Regions from separate parts of the Mus musculus genome. Here region 2 is linked to region 1. A link is a loop called in an ENCODE intact Hi-C map of the cell type or tissue named here. Cell type or tissue: gastrocnemius. All regions are shown on one strand.

What was found. Hi-C counts contacts between places; a loop is a spot of excess contacts. Peaks named below come from ENCODE experiments on the same cell type or tissue, not always from the same donor. Only the 100,000 strongest peaks of a DNase experiment are listed, where the experiment ranks them.
Region 2: it touches region 1 in a loop (7-fold over the local background); 10 of 42 quality-filtered maps call a loop at or near these places.

What each region holds. Positions count from the first base shown.
Region 1 is chr1:80,177,308-80,185,307 of GRCm38, forward strand. No RefSeq gene overlaps it. Among named protein-coding and RNA genes, the nearest start is that of 2310015K22Rik, 27 kb to the right of the region's middle. In gastrocnemius, CTCF peaks have their summits at 893, 3,057 (motif pointing left) and 3,890 (motif pointing right); DNase peaks (open chromatin) are centred at 883, 3,032 and 3,902.
Region 2 is chr1:80,240,433-80,248,432 of GRCm38, forward strand. Gm34098 (a long non-coding RNA gene) reads left to right here. Exons shown (of 3, transcript XR_373579.3): 2 at 6,954-7,019; 3 at 7,415-8,000. Among named protein-coding and RNA genes, the nearest start is that of Gm34098, 8.1 kb to the left of the region's middle. In gastrocnemius, a CTCF peak has its summit at 3,866 (motif pointing left); no DNase peak of the experiment used is centred here; H3K27ac peaks cover 2,458 bases.

The sequences.
Region 1 (8,000 bases):
GCTGAGATTCCTTTCCCCTGTGAGTATTTTAAAGAAGACGGTTATCAGTGATGCAGGACAGAAGGTAAGACTGAAGGTTGGCCCTCTAGGCCCTCCCACTCCCCGGAGATCCAATTCCTACAGCAAGACCCCACCTTCCAACATCTCCACAACCTCTCCTAACAGTGAAGCCACCAAGTGTTTAAACAGAGGAGCCTGCATGAGACATTTTACATCCAACCATCACAGTCCCCGCTCCAAGAACTCACCATGTCCATTTCATCGACACGAGCTTATTCAAGAACGATACAATAGAAACCTGACTCTTGACACTTGTGTTGAATATCAAGGTCTCAGTGACACCCATGTGCCGATCAACATTTCCAAGGAGGAGATACTGAGCTGGTCAAATCCCCGGGTTGTCACCACATCATGGAAGAGTTAGTGACTTCTTGTTCCAAAGTCACATCCTTTCTGAAGGGAGAGAGGCCTTTTCTATTAGCTTAAGTTAGTAATAGTTTCTCACTGCTAAACAGTAGCAGGAGTTATGACTCATAATGAAGACACATGTCACTGACACGAATCACATTTTCAGCCTTACACTGGCAATTTGTTCCCTTGTGAAAGTGAGATTAGAAGCCTTTGAATACAATTTTAATAATTGTCCACCTTCCATGAGCACTTTATGATCTACTTTATTTGTTCAATTTCATATAATCATACTTAATTGTAAGTGAGGTTTTTTTTTTTTACCATGATTTCCCTTTATTGAATATGTAATAATGGTGAGGGAAAGGAGGAAAACCTTCCAGAAGGAACAAATCTTTCTTCTATTCTCACGTCATCAGTCAAAAGCCCACAGGACACATCACAGTGACAGACCGCATTTAATAGAACGGTCACTACTGCCGCCGAGTGGCGGGTTATTTTCAGAGTTTAAATTTCTTTCATTTCAAGAGTTAAATTCCAGCTTAACAGAAAAGAATTCTAACACAGGGTGCACGTCACTTTACGTCTCTGTTTTGACCCTAAGACTATATATAGCTTAAGAGCAGGAAGAATATGTTTTATTTGGAGAAATTTTAAAACCCCATCAATGTCACAGGTGGCCAGAGTGATGGCTGGTTTTGATTGGATTAAGAAATAACTAGGGCATTAGGATCATCTTGGAAAATGTGTGTAAGGATGCTTCCAGAAAAGATTTAACAGACTGTAAAACTCTCTCTCTCTCTCTCTCTCTCTCTCTCTCTCTCTCTCTCTCTCTCTCTCTCTCTCTCTCTCTGCAGGTCATTTCCTGGGCTGCCATTCCAGACTGAATAAAAGGGGAAAGAGCATCCAGCTAAACACCAGCACTAATCTCTCTTCTGGTTCCTCACTGTACATGTGATATAACCAGCTACCTCTGGCTCCACCCTCGCACCCTCACCCTATCACAACTCCCCTGCCACAATGAACAGCATCCCTCTCAAACTCTAAGCCAGAAGAGATTCTTTGTTCCTTAAATTGATTAATATGAGGCATTTAGCCACAATGGTGAGAAAAAGTACCCCACATGCCCATCTGTGTCCTCAGGAATCTGTGTCCTGTGATCAAGCAGCCCGCCCCAAGTGCTCAGGGTATTTCCCTCGGGACATGCTCCTGGACCGCCATGCTCTCTGGGCAACAATGTCATCTTCAATCTCTGGAAAGGCAGGACCACCGTGCTCCCAGGATTCCTCGTTGTTTATGAGATATCCCAATGGAAAGAAATGTGTTGTTATTATAAGCAAGGCATATTACTGGTACTTATTAGTTTTTTTTCTCACAATGAGGGGTGCATACTTGAGTTGGTCAAAAAATAAAGATGTGGCTACCGTTAAGAAAGACTGCACTTTAGCAGGTGGCACTGAAGGTCCCTATAACAAATTGTACACACAGACAGATGGACAACTAACAACATAGCTGGAGCGGATGTGACCTAACCCAACAATTAGCCTGTTTGGGAATTTTTACTAACTGAATGATTATAGAGCCTTAGCTCTTTTTAAGCCTTGAAATGGGCTGAGTAAATGAAGAAAATGACGGGAAATGGCACCTCCGGGGGAGCTGGCAAGGCACAGCATGAATTGATGAAGCGTCCACGGGCCAGGCTAGGACCCTGTGTGCACGGGAAGCTTTCGGCCGGAGCACACGCAGGAGTGCAGGAGTACAGGGTGCAGAGGATCCCGCCTAACACCACGTGTGGCTGAGTGAATAACAGAGGGACAGGCAGAGCATGCCACCCCCGGGAAGAAGCCAGGGAAAGCGTGGAAAACAAAGGTGATGCTGGAAAAGGACAGAACCCACAGCACACAAGAGTTTCTTCTCGAAAAACTACAACCTGAACATTTTAAAAATATAAGCAAGCCATTGCCTGATCTGTGGGTTTTCTTCACCCCATTGTACTACCATGGGGCATTTCAAACATCAAATGTAACACACACACACACACACACACACACACACACACACACACACAGAGAGAGAGAGAGAGAGAGAGAGAGAGAGAGAGAGAGAGAGAGTGTCTACCCATTAAGAAGGCTGAAACCAGGTCCTTTGCTAGATAATGAATGAACCTGGATTAAACCAGATTCAAACAAGACAAAATTTATTTACTCCTATGTTGAATATGAACTTTTCATAAAGTACATGAAAATGGATGAAGAGCTGTAGAAGGGAGGGAGATGACAGGAGAGGGTGTGGGCTATCAAGTATCAAAGCGCCTTATATGTATGAAATCTTACAATGGAACTCACTATTCGGTACGCTAATTCTAAACGGGGAGATGTCATGGGTGCTGAAGATGACGGTGACAAAAAGGTCAAAATAGGAACTGCAAAAGATCAAGAATATTATAAGGACAACCTATTAGCAAAATATTGTCATGGAAGCCTTTAAAGTATGTTGTCATTACGGAGGCGATGCCACAACTAGTGACAGAAACCAATCAGGAACTGGAGAGAAGGGCCGGTGATTGAGAGCCCCTGATGCTCACAGGATCCAAAATCAGCTGCTCATAACTGCCTGGGACTCCGCTCCAGAGGATCTGTCGCCCTCTTCTGGCCTCTATAGATATTGCATCTATGTGCATGTACCAACAGAGACACACACAAAGAACTGAAAATATAAAACGAAATTTAAAAGTTAAAACCTTCCGTGAGAGTTGCATAGAGGTTAGTAAACCTTATAATCTTGGATTTTCCTGTTTTGGGAATCAAAGATACTTTATGACGAAAAGAAAAAGTGAGAATGTACTCAAAGAATATTACACATTTGCATGAAAGCAGCTTTATGTAGCCACGTAGAATAAAATTAATCTTTAAAATGAAGAGCTTTAAAATGTTTACATTAGTTTAGATCAATGAAAATTTGTGGGTGTTTTTAAAATCAGCCTTTGTTTGTATTTCCAATGGTTGGGAGTGTTCTCTCTAGACAAAGTTTTCAAAGTAGGCAGCCCGATTTCATAATGATCTCTTCGGCCCTGTCCCAAATTCGCTGCGGCAAAATTAGAGGTACCTATGCTGTCCTCTTGACAGTTAACACAAAGGAATTTAAAATATTTATCTGGGAAATGATATCTTATCACAGAGGCCTTAACAGCCTGAGTCCTTCCTAGTCCATCTACCCTAGCTAATTTTGGTAGAGAGACGGAAGCTACTGAATTTAGCCCACCTGGGAATAGACGTGGGCTGGAGAAACCTCAGCTTTTAACGGCTCTGGATAGATCCTTTCTTTGCCCTTTGGAAAATTAAATTTGTGTTTTGTAATTTTCAAAAGTTTTTATAAATATGCGTAAAAAGCAAAGCACCCCCCAAAAAAAGAACGAGTCAAAAGCAAACAAAAAGGAATCCATAATTACATCCAATCTCAGAATGAAAACACTTCCATTTCTTCCCACAAGGTGGCGATAGGATCCCGCTCATTTACTACAAATGCTGCGCACAGCTCTCCAGGCACCTGTGACTACAGAATGAAAAAGAGAGAATGTGTCCTGCTGACTTTAACACCTTTTCCCTGGAAAGGTCAAGACATTTTTCAACGAAATAGAATCCGCTGAATTAGTATTTTCTGAACTCTGCTCTACAGGAAGTCCATGGATTCTTGATTTTTTTTTTAATGCTTTAATCTAAATATAAAAATTACATCAATTCCCTCTCTCCTCACTCCTCCAATACCTCACATTGATGGCCTTCTTTTCTGTTGTTGTTGTTGTTGTTGTTGTTGTTACATATATGCTTGGATATATGAATGACACCTGCTGAGTCCACTTAGTATAGCTTGTGTTTATATGATTTCAGTAATCATTTTGTATTGGATAACCAGGGAACTCACCCTGTTAAGAACCAGTCATCCCTCTTTGTAGCTGCCTATAGTCATTTGACGCCCCCCCCCCCACCAGGTCCCCTCCTTCCATGAAATCATGTCTATCTGCCGTTTTTCATTGTCCAGGTCTTCTTTCAGCAGCCTGGTATATCGTTGAGGTACCAAGAGTGTAACTTTCCTGTCATTTCTCTGAGACCCAATATAGACGAACAACCCCCCCTGGACTGGATGTGAGGAACTTCTGTTTGAGTTGTTGGTTAGGACAGTCCAAGTGACTCCCAAAGAAATATAGGCAGTTGCTCTTGCCCTCGGTTGCCTCTCAGAGGTTGAAGGTACTTCCCTGTTGCCGAAGACACCAACACTTCAGATATAGGACTCTGAATATTCCATCCAGATCTAACTTGAAAGCTCGCTTCCTGCAGCATAACTCTCATAATGCCAGCAGGTGCTATGTAAGCTGTCAATAGGTCTGTCCAGCTCTGATGCCCATGAACCACAACAATAGCCAGTACGGCAAGACATACCCCAAGTGGCACATATCTTGGAAACAGTCAAAAGCTGTCTAATTGGACTTAAAGCCAATAGGAAGGAAATCATGACTGATACTAGAAATCTAACCAACTCCTCAGTGTAAGCAAGCCCTTGCGTCTTAGAATAGGACCTACTTCTACCATTTTACAAGATTCTTGTTCATATATATATACATATATACATGTATATGTATATATATATATGTGTATATATATATATATCAGAATAATCTTGTTACTTTAGGCAACTATCACTGGATTAACCCCTAGGTTGGTCATTGTCCTGATATCAGGCTATGTTGACTTTGACAACCCCAGTAATAAGTCATAATCTTGGTATTATGCCAGAAGTGACGAGTCTGGCATTGGCTTCTTTGTAACAAAGGACTTCATATAATTGGGGTTGTAAAGACCTGATACAGTGGCCTTGTTCCCCTCTTGTCCATGTTGGGGTCTACACAGCCAACACATGAGACTGTGGGGGTACTTACCATACTGAAACCACCGCAGAGAAATATACTAGTATTAAAACAATAATCTTTGGCCTTGGTGGTCTTGTCACCACTTTTAAGAATCAACTACATGTTCCACAGTAATACAGTATATTACAGAAGAGGCTGTGGTTGGTGCAGAAGGTCTGAGAAGAGTCACTTTAAGGAAGAATTCTCTCTACTGCTGGTAGACATCTAACACAGTTATTTTTCCCTCGTTTTTTCCTGTTTCTTTACCATTGACAAGTAAGTCTTTCAATATTAATTTCATTGTCTGCAAAGACTTGAATATTGTTCTTTCTGAAGTAATTAACCCTTTCATCATTAACTTAGGTAATGCCGTTTGCCGCTTGAGAAGATAGCCCTGCTGCGACTGAATCTATGAGGGTTGCCTGCCAACAGCCTCTCCTCCTGAGAGAGAAATGATGAAGTTTATGTTTGTAACACACAATCACATCTTAGGCCCCTTGTGTCTTGTTGCCAACTAACCTGGCCTTGGGATAGTGGAATGTTTCCAGGACACGCAACTCAGCTCATAGCGGAAATTAGGAAAAGTACTCAGGGAGTTTTCTTATCCTTTTGTTATGTAATTTGATTGCCACCATGAGCTGCCATTTCTCCCACTTAAGAGTGAATTTGTGATGAATAGGAAGAATATATTAACGTTAATTTTCCACCAGATACCAATCTTGCCGGAATTCTCTAATAGTTTGCTGTGCACTGAATTCTCTAATAGTTTGCTGTGCACTGAATTCTCTAATGGTTTGTTGTGCACTGACAGGCGTGATCCTGTTCGATTTCCCATCTTCTGTGCTGTCTTTCTTAGTTTTCAGGCAGGTAGGTGTTCATCCATGTGGCAGAAACGATGCTGGTTTTGAGTAGAACACAGCAGAAAGGATGCTTGCATCCCGCCATGCCTGTAATTATATTTAGACAAGGCAGTAGATAAGTTTGCTATCTCTCTGAGGCCTTCGGATTGTGTCTGATGAAGGGCTGTCATTGGAAATAAGTGACCCTTTTAAACAGGTTTTCATCCCTGCTGTGTTTCAGGTGTGTCTCAGGTGTGTCTCCACTCACCTAAAGTTTCTGCCAGACATACTGGTGTGAATGGGAAAAATAAATAAATAAACCACAAAACTGGCTTGCATATACCTCAAATTTTATTACCGGGAGCCATATATATATATATCCAGTTCCAAATGGGTCTTTGTGGTTTAGAGATTCGAATGAAATTTATTTTCTCTGCAAAGATCAAGTTAAGTAAGCATTTGCAAACCGCTTTACCTCCATTTCTGTGTGCTGTATGGATGTGTGACTCCAGTGCATGTGTGTGCTTGCATGCTAGAGTTTAAGGTTGGGCATCTTCCTCTACCATTCTCCACCTTACTTTTTGAGGCAAAGTCTCACACAGAACCCAGACCTCACCATTTCAGCTAGATTGGCTAGCCAACAAGCTTCAGGAATCCTGATTCAACCTCCCCAGTACTGAAATTACAGGTGCACACCATCATGCCGACCTTTGGTTCGGAACTTCATCCTTGTGTCAAACACTTCAGATACCGAGCGATCCCACCACCACCTCCAAGTCTCAAGCCGCTTTGATTTAAGTCATCAAGACATGGTAAACTCTCGAATCTCTAGACCTAATGGGGCCCTGTAAACAGCAGTGGGCAGAGTTCTGAAAGAGCTGATGCTCATGAACCTGCAGGGGTGCCGGGGAATCTCCTTCAGCAGTCCATCACCTAATCAGGAATGGTAGAGCATGACAGGGCCAGCAACAGAAGACATCGATTCCCAAAGACCGAGCTTGTTGAATCCTGTCTGTTCTCTGGTGAAGGACATTTAGAAGGCAAGCGTGTAGTGGTATGTGTAGAGTCAGAGGTAGTCCTAATTGAACTTTGGCAGGTGTAGTGGTTTGAATATGCTTGGTCCTGGGAGCAGCACTATTAGGAGGTGTGGCCTTGTTGGAAAAGGTGTGGCCTCGTTGGAGTGGGTGTGGCCTTGTTGGAGTAGGTGTGGCCTTGTTGTGGGAGTGTGTCACTATAGGTGTAGGCTTTCGGACCCTCCTTCTAGCTCCCCTTTAGCCAGTCTTCACCTAGTGACCTTCAAATGGGGATGTAGAACTCTCCGTTCCTCCTGCACCGTGCCTGCCTGGACACTGCCAAGCTCCTGCCTTGATGATACTGGACTGAACCTCTGAACCTGTAAGCCAGCCCCAATTAAGTGTTGTCCTTCTAAGAGTTGCCTTGGTCACCCAGATATAGCTGTCTCTTGTGAGACTATGCCGGGGCCTAGCAAACACAGAAGTAGATGCTCACAGTCAGCTATTGGATGGATCACAGGGCTCCCAATGAAGGAGCTAGAGAAAGTACCCAAGGAGCTAAAGGGATCTGCAACCCTATAGGTGGAACAACATTATGAACTAACCAGTACCCCGGAGCTCTTGACTCTAGCTACATATGTATCAAAAGATGGCCTAGTCAGCCATCACTGGAAAGAGAGGCCCATTGGACACACAAACTTTATATGCCCCAGTGCAGGGGAACGCCAGGGCCAAAAAAAAAAAATGGGAATGGGTGGGTAGGGAAGTGGGGGGGGGGGGGTATGGGGGACTTTTGGGATAGCATTGGAAATGTAATTGAGGAAAATACGTAACAAA
Region 2 (8,000 bases), 63 kb after region 1:
AACCCTTTACCCAGAAAGGGCAGCCAGACCACTCGTGATAGGACGTTTGTAAGGCTTCCAGAAGCCAATCATATATCAGGTTACCGATCTAATGCTTGCCCAGTTCTAGGTGAACATGGCTTTCTTTACAAAGGCTGGCCCAGCTTAAAGTACTGTGAACAGGGCTTTTTTTTTTTTTTTTTCTCCCTTCAACTGAAGACTAAGCCCAACACTTTCCACTGTGCACTCAGTCAAAGTTTCCATAGTAAAACAGGATTTAAAAAGCAAAAACAAACAAACAAACAAACACAAACCTGGGCTTTAAAAGAATGAACTGTAGGGCCCCTATAGTGTTAGCAGCATCAGTGTGGAGGTCTAATTATGATACTGTAGCATGTCAGTTAACAATATGCTATCCAAGGAGGAAACTGTGTAAACGGACCTGTGATTATCTCATATATATACTATTTCTTTTGAGACTCTATAGTTATCTCAAAATAAAATGATTCTCTTGAGCATGTTAAGAATTTAGGGGTTGGGGTATAACTCAGTGGGTAGAGGGTTGGCTAACTTGCAGGAAGCCCTAGATAAACTGAGAATGGTGATATATTCCTATGATCCCAGCCCTTGGGAAAAGGATACAGGAATCTTGACTACTTAGCCCAGGCAAAAAAAAAAAAAAAAGCACAAATTGTAGTAGTAATTTTTAGAGAAGCTAATAAAATATGTGCGCTTTTAATTTCTAGAAGGTGGTTCTTGTTTTTACAGCTGTAGGCAAATCCTATGCCGAATCACAGACGTGTAGCTTTGAAGTGAGGTTCAAAAAGGCGTTAAAATCTTCATGTGGCCTCCTAAACAGACACTTTGCTGAGTTCTACTTGCTAGTACTTTAGTTAGAATATTTGCATATAAATCATCCATGTAATTTGCCTAAGACTTTCTTGTCTACCATTTCACACCTGAGTATCAAGGCTATATTAGCCTTAGAGAATTAGCCGGGCAGCTTCCCCATTCTCTCTGTGGAGTGGTTTGAAATAGATATATGATCTTTGTAAGTAAAATGATCTGATCTGGTGTCCTGTGAGTGGTGAGAGGCCAACGGGACCTTCTGACTCCTGACACTGTTTCTTTCATGATTGTCATTTTTATGAGAATCTTTGTCGTTTTGGTATTTGGAAGGTTCATAGTTTTTATATATTTTTTTAGAAAAATAATTATTTCAGCAAAGTTTTAGTTGTTTGTGTGTGCTTTTTAAAATCTCCACAAAGCTAAGTGTAATGACTCATATCTATAACCGCCATTTTCTACTCTGGAGGCTGGGAATGGATGTGGTTAATAGCCCGGGACCTCCGTGCTATCTGTATGACAGAGAGCAGACCAATTCTATCCCCAGACCTGTCAGAGGTCATGTGTAGTCAAGCTATAAAATCTATCCTTATGGAAGAGGTCACCTGTACTTTGCAAAGTGTTTTGATGTAGTCATACCTTAAGCTTTGTCGTGCACACGGAATTGAGTTCATTATCACCGGGAAACTTTTTTTCTAAATTTGCTGTGCTTCCATATGCCTAAAATCAACTTCCTGGGACCACACTCTAAACGTTTGAACTAATACTGGCTACTGAGTTGTGTCGAACTGGATTTCCTTCTTGTCATGAACATTCTGTTGGCCATGGTATTTGCAGAGACACCCCAAACACATATACAATATTTTATTCCTTTCGGATCCTTCCTTTGTTTAAGTTCTTATATTTTATGTATATGGGTGTTTTGTCTGCATGTATGTCTGTGCACCATGCCTGGCTCCTGGATGAGGCCAGAAGAGCTCATCAGATCCCCTGAACTGGAATTCAATAGGTGTGAGCAACTGAGTAGGTCCCCTACAAGAGCCAGCCCAAAGATAATTTTTAGATGAATTCACAAGCACTAAATGTCTCCTTTATTTATCTTTTTCAAATGTATGTTTCCCCCTAAGTTACAGTGTTATCTGAACTTGATATTGCTAGTCTATCATTTTAGGATTGTTATTTAATTGTTTTCAAGGCACAAGTGTCCAAACCTACTGTTTTAATTTATCTTGGTGACTTAACATTATGTGTATCTTGTAAAAGGAAACTATTTGCTGGGCTTGGAGAGATGGCTCAGCAGTTAAGAGGATTGTCTGCTCTTCTAGAGGTCCTGCGTTCAATCCCCAGTAACTACAAGGTGGCTCACAACCATCTATAACGAGATCTGATGCCCTCTTCTGGCACACAAGTATACATACAAATTGTGCTAGAGCACTGATATACATAAAAAATAAATAAATCTTTTAAAAAAGAAAAAAACAAGAAATCGAGAAGAGAAAACTAAATGTTGTGACCTGAATATCGTATTTCCCTTACTACTACAGCCGTGTCTCCAATACTACTGTAACAGTGATAGGAAGGGGGACACTTTGGAGGTGATGGGTTCTTGAAGCTACAATTTCAATCTTTTACAGAGACCATACACTTTGGTCCGTTGCTTTAGGCACAGTCAGGAGACTCTGTGAGGCAGAAAGAGAACCCCATAAAACATAACTCTGGTGGTGCTCTGACCTGTAGATTTTAAGCCTCCACAGCCATGAACAAATGTTATCATTTGTAAGTCACCCAGGTTATGACAATATAGCATTCTGAGCTGAATGCACTAAATCATGCCAAGATTTGAAACAATTTTTTGATCCTATATTCTCATACTTCTTCCTTTATGGTGAACTAGTTATATCCTCAGCTCATGGTTACTGGAGCCTTCATACGACCAAGTACCTCTCTTTCCATTGATGCATAAGAAGGCCATCCTCTGCAATATATGCAGCTGGACCCATGTGTACTCCTTTGTCAATAGCTTAGTCCCTGGAAGCTCCTGGGGGTCTAGTTGGTTGATATTGTTGTTCTTCCTGTGGGGTTGCAATCCCCTTCATCTCCTTCGGGCCTTTCTCTAGCTCCTCTATTGGATACCCTGCACTCAGTCCAATGATGGGCTGCAAGCATCCATCTCTCCCTTGTTTTGACCTTCTGGTGATTGTCTTTTGTTTTCTCTGGATTCTCCTGTTTCCCCTCTCCTAGAGTCCGCCAGACTGTAAAACTGTGTGTTCTCTTTCAGTTACTTACTGTACAGACGATGCTTTTATTCTTGGACTGCTTATATTTACTTATGTGATGTACATATTAGACCATACATTGAATCCAATGAATCTGAAATGTCTAATAACTTTGTCTTGAACAATAGCAAACGAACCCTTAGCACCCCTTAAACACCATCCACATTGCCCGTTCAATTTACCCATCACTAGGTTAGTTTCAAACTTATGGAAGCAGAACAAAATTTAAGGCTGTTTTTTTTTTCCCTGTTGTTTTACAGCCAGCAGTTTGTAAATGTTAGCTTATATTTCATGAGGTCCTGGGCTTCTGCTCATTGTTTTGTGTTCTGGCTCTCTCCTCTTACTAATGAGGAATATTCTTTAATAACTTCAGGATAGGTCCTTGGGAGAGGACAGGGACACTGCATTTAACAGTGCATTGCTGGTCACCTCCTGGCCCACAAGGCCATTTATTTTGTTTTTTAAACAGATTGTCTCTTCACACATCTCTTTTTGATAGCCTGTCTTTACTGGGCTTTCACAATAGAAGTGAAAGGAGAGCTGATAAGATTCACTTAGTATCGAAATCAGACTTAGGGACTGTTGAGTCTCTGGTCCTTGGAGGAAGGACCAAAGCAGTCCAAGCAAGCTTACTTGAAATGGGGGATGATTTTTTTTTTTAGTTATTACAATTTTTAAATGTATTTGGATCCCCTCCCCACCCCGGTTCAATTCATAGGAGCATTGAGATGATCACGCTTGGTGTGCTGACCCCTGGTGGATTCTTCACATGCTTATTTATAGCAATTTCTGGAGTCAGACTCCAATGCCTCCAGAGGCCAGACAGGTTATGTAAATGTACAGACGACCCAATATGTGGCAATAGATTGTGGTTTCATCCAGCAAAACTGGATAGAGCCATCTTTGCCAACAGCACAGACAACCATGTTTTTTCAATGGCAAAGCACACACAGGTAAAGCCTAGAGTGGGTGCTTAATCAGGTCAATTATGTTGGACCCAATTCTACATCTCAGTTGCACAGTTCCTCACTGTGTGACAAGGTCACACCCAGAGCTGGGCTGTAAGTTAATGATTACTGTTCTTTCAACGATATATTCTGTCTTTGCAAAATGTATCAAAAACTCATCAATGGATTGGAGGGCTGTTTTATCCAAGTAAGGTTAGGTATGTACTGATAAGACCCAGTGGGGAAAATATTCTTCAAGAGAATTAATGTGTTATTTCTGTGTGTTAAGCAAAAACTGCTTTGTTTTCTGTATTATTTGGGGTGATGTACAGCACAGTCCTCTGCTGGGAAAGTTAAGTGCTGCTGTAGTTATACTGTTTCTAGTTTTCATTGTGTTTGTGCTTGGTCGTTCTTTCTGTTGTTATTTTATTGTGAGGCAGATTGTTACTTTGTAGCCCCGATGACCTAATACTGTGAAGTCCAGGAAAGCCTGAGACTCCAGGAAGCCCTTCAGTCTTGATCTCCCAAGTGCTAGGATTTGATGTGTGAGTCACCATACCCAAGCTTTTTTCTGATATATATTTTTCCTATAATATATATATATATTTTCCTATAATATATATAATATTATATATTTTACATATCATATCTCTAACACACATATATACATATATAGTAGTGGATATATATGTATATATGTGATATACATATGTGTGTGTGTATGAATGATGTTGAATAACATCAAAACCCTTTCTTTATGTACTATTTTTATCTGGATAGTAAAATTAGAGTAGGCCACATAAAAAGAGCAAAAGCAGAGGTATTATGAAGGAAGTATATTTTATTGAAGCTTAAAAACATCCAAGTTAGCTGGTCAGTGGTGGCACACGCCTTTAATCCCAGTACTTGGGAGGCAGAGGCAGGCAGATTTCTGAGTTCGAGGCCAGCCTGGTCTACAGAGTGAGTTCCAGGACAGCTAGGACTACAAAGAGAAACCCTGTCTCAAAAACAAAACAAAACAAAAATCCAAGTTATACTTTAAGTGTAATTGTCTAAGAACATTTACTTAGTCTCCAGCTAGCACTAATGATTTACCCTTAGTTATCTAATTCTTTTTCTAGGACCTGTATGATGCCTAACTGCCATTTAGTTTAGTGACTCTTTGTGACTAGCATGCCTGGAAAGAATGAGAATATTCCAGGGACAGTTTAGCTCTCCATTTGGCTACCAGACTATTAAAACAATACACCCCAAGAAATTGGAATTCTGTAAGAATTTCATGCTGAGAAAAGAAAAAGGCTGACAACTGGGCCAGTCTGTAGTGGGATTTGTCACCTCGAAAGAGATTTACAACTTGTCAGACCATCTTGTAGAAACTACTGGAGTCCAGACAATGATGGGCCATGGACATCACGGGACCACACGTTAGCTGTGCACATCTCTAGCCCTCTGCTTAAACATAAACCTCATTCCAGGGTCCTGAAGATGATTTGTGGGAATATCATTGAATTTCTTTGTTTTTTTTTTCCCAAAGTGGCCACACTGAGTAAATCTTTTTCTGCTTTTTGTTAATGTTTAACTGGCTTAGTGAAGACAAATAAAGGAACCTGACTTATCATGGCTTGTGTGGTCCATTTTGTGGTCTCAGAATTTCCATCCCCATTCTCTTCATGTTAAGCATCATATTTCCATCCTACTCTGTGATCTGAAATTTTGTTTCATCATGGTAATATTATATCAGATCTGTTCTGAGTACACTGAGTGGGTCCATTCCATCTGAAAATTCACATCATTTTCTTCTAATCTAAAGAAGAAGAAGAAAGGAGGAGGAGGAGGGAGATGAAGAGGAGAAAGTATTGCTATTATTATTATTTATTATTATTATTATTTCCTTGATGTTAGTTGCTTCTTATTGTACTTCTCCTTCCCTGTTTTCTCTGGAATTGATGTAGGCATCCGACATCGTGGAACAGACCTCCATTTTTGTTGTTCTTTTCTTGCTTTTGAGTTCACTTTCTCAACTTAATCCTACAGTTCTTTTGTAGAGTCTTTCATTTCTATGATGGTATTTTTAATTCCAAAAGTGTCAATTTACTCTCCAGTGCTTTGGGGGAGGGACTACTGTGCTGCGTTTTATTTTTAGTATGATTTCTTGTTGCTTTATTTGTACTATATATTTTCTTAAAATGTTTCTACTACATCTATTTACCTGTATGTGTGCTATGGCATGTATGGTGAGATCAGAGGACAGATTATGAGTTAAGTATTTATTTGTTTGTTTGTTTGTTTATTTGAGAAAGTAGTCACATGTTTAAATTAGAGCAATCAGCTGTTCTATGTCTTGGCTTCTCATATAAATGTTGTCAGGATCAAAATGGAGTTACTTATGTCAACTCTAACTAAAAGAAATAATACTTCCAGAAGGCTATAAAGGAAGATGTTGCACATGACTGCCTAAGAATAGTATCTACCACAAAACAGTTTGCCAGAACCATAACATTGCACAGAAGACCCCACAACCTTACATAAAAATATTTCTGGCTGTGTGGTGGCACGTGCCTGTGATGCCAGCTCCTTAGGAGGCTGAGGCAGAAGAACTGGAAGTCTGAAGGCAGAATGGGCAGGTCAGTAAGATCCTGCCTTAAAAGGGGTGGAGCTCCATCACAGAGCACTTGGCTAGCAAGGTCAAGGCTCAGTGTTGGATCCCCAGCACTGAAGAACAAACAACAACAAAACAACAATACAACAACCACCACCCAGCTTCTCAAAGGATATTCCCCTACATCTCCTGGTTAAAAGTGGACAGATCTGACCCTTGTAATTGATCCTTGTCACCAGAGAGCACTGTGTGCAAAATAGCTTATGTAATCTTCACTTTAACCTTAAAACTTTGCTCTTGTTTCAGGCTCCCTGAAGACAAGCATAGGTCTATGACACTTGTGTTACAACTGCAGTGCCATACTGTTCCCAGGTAATATTTTTAAACATTCTTCTCTGTACAATATTTATATTCATACTTACCTGTAAATATAAATAACCAGACAGCAGATCCAAGGCTAGGAATGTAACCTTGAGTATGCCCTTTGTTTTGAGAAGCTCTGGTCAGTCCATGGCTTTAAGGTACTCCTGGTGTCAAGTTGTCTCTCTTATTTTGAAGGAAACCCATTTCTCTTACCCTTCTAGAAGGTGTCCATTAGCTGCCTGGATTCTGGGAGGGAGCTCTGCTGGGGAACATGTTGCAAGCTTCATTATGTGCCAACTTCTATTTACACCTCTCTCCTCCCAACAAAATGGTTTGTTTTCAACTTGTTCTGGGCTGTTTTCTTCATTCCAGGATTGACCTAACCTTTTCTTCTACATTCATAGGTTCCTGATGTGTCTAGTACCAGAGAGATGGGAAGGTCCTATAGAGTAAGTCTAGTTGCTGCTTGATTTTCTCTACTGCAAGCATAACATAAAGACACCACGTCCTGCCTGCGGTCACATGTCTGCTCAGCCAAGAATTAACAGGGTTCTTAGATGAGCTTGAAGGCTTCGCTGAAATACATCTCTCAGAGATTTAACGTTCTCCAAAATTGAAACCTTAGCTTGATCCACAATCTCTTTATCCATTAATTTTTAGTTTTAGATTTGCTATATCATTTTCTGTGGAGATCTTTTGGGGGCCACTTGGCAGGAATCTGACATTGGGCCAGGACAAGGAAGTGGGCTTCAGATAGAAATTTGACATGGGCCATGACGAGGAAGTAAGTTCAGGCAAGAATCTAATTTTAGGCCAGAACAAAGAAGTAGGCCTCATGTAAGAATATGAATTTGGGCTAGGACAGGGAAGTAGGCTCAGATATCTTGGTCATCCTGATAATCCCTTCGGAACAGTGATCACGGGACTTTGTTTATTGCCTTGCTTGTTCCTTGACTATTTGTGTTTATTGTACTGCTTGACCTTATTACT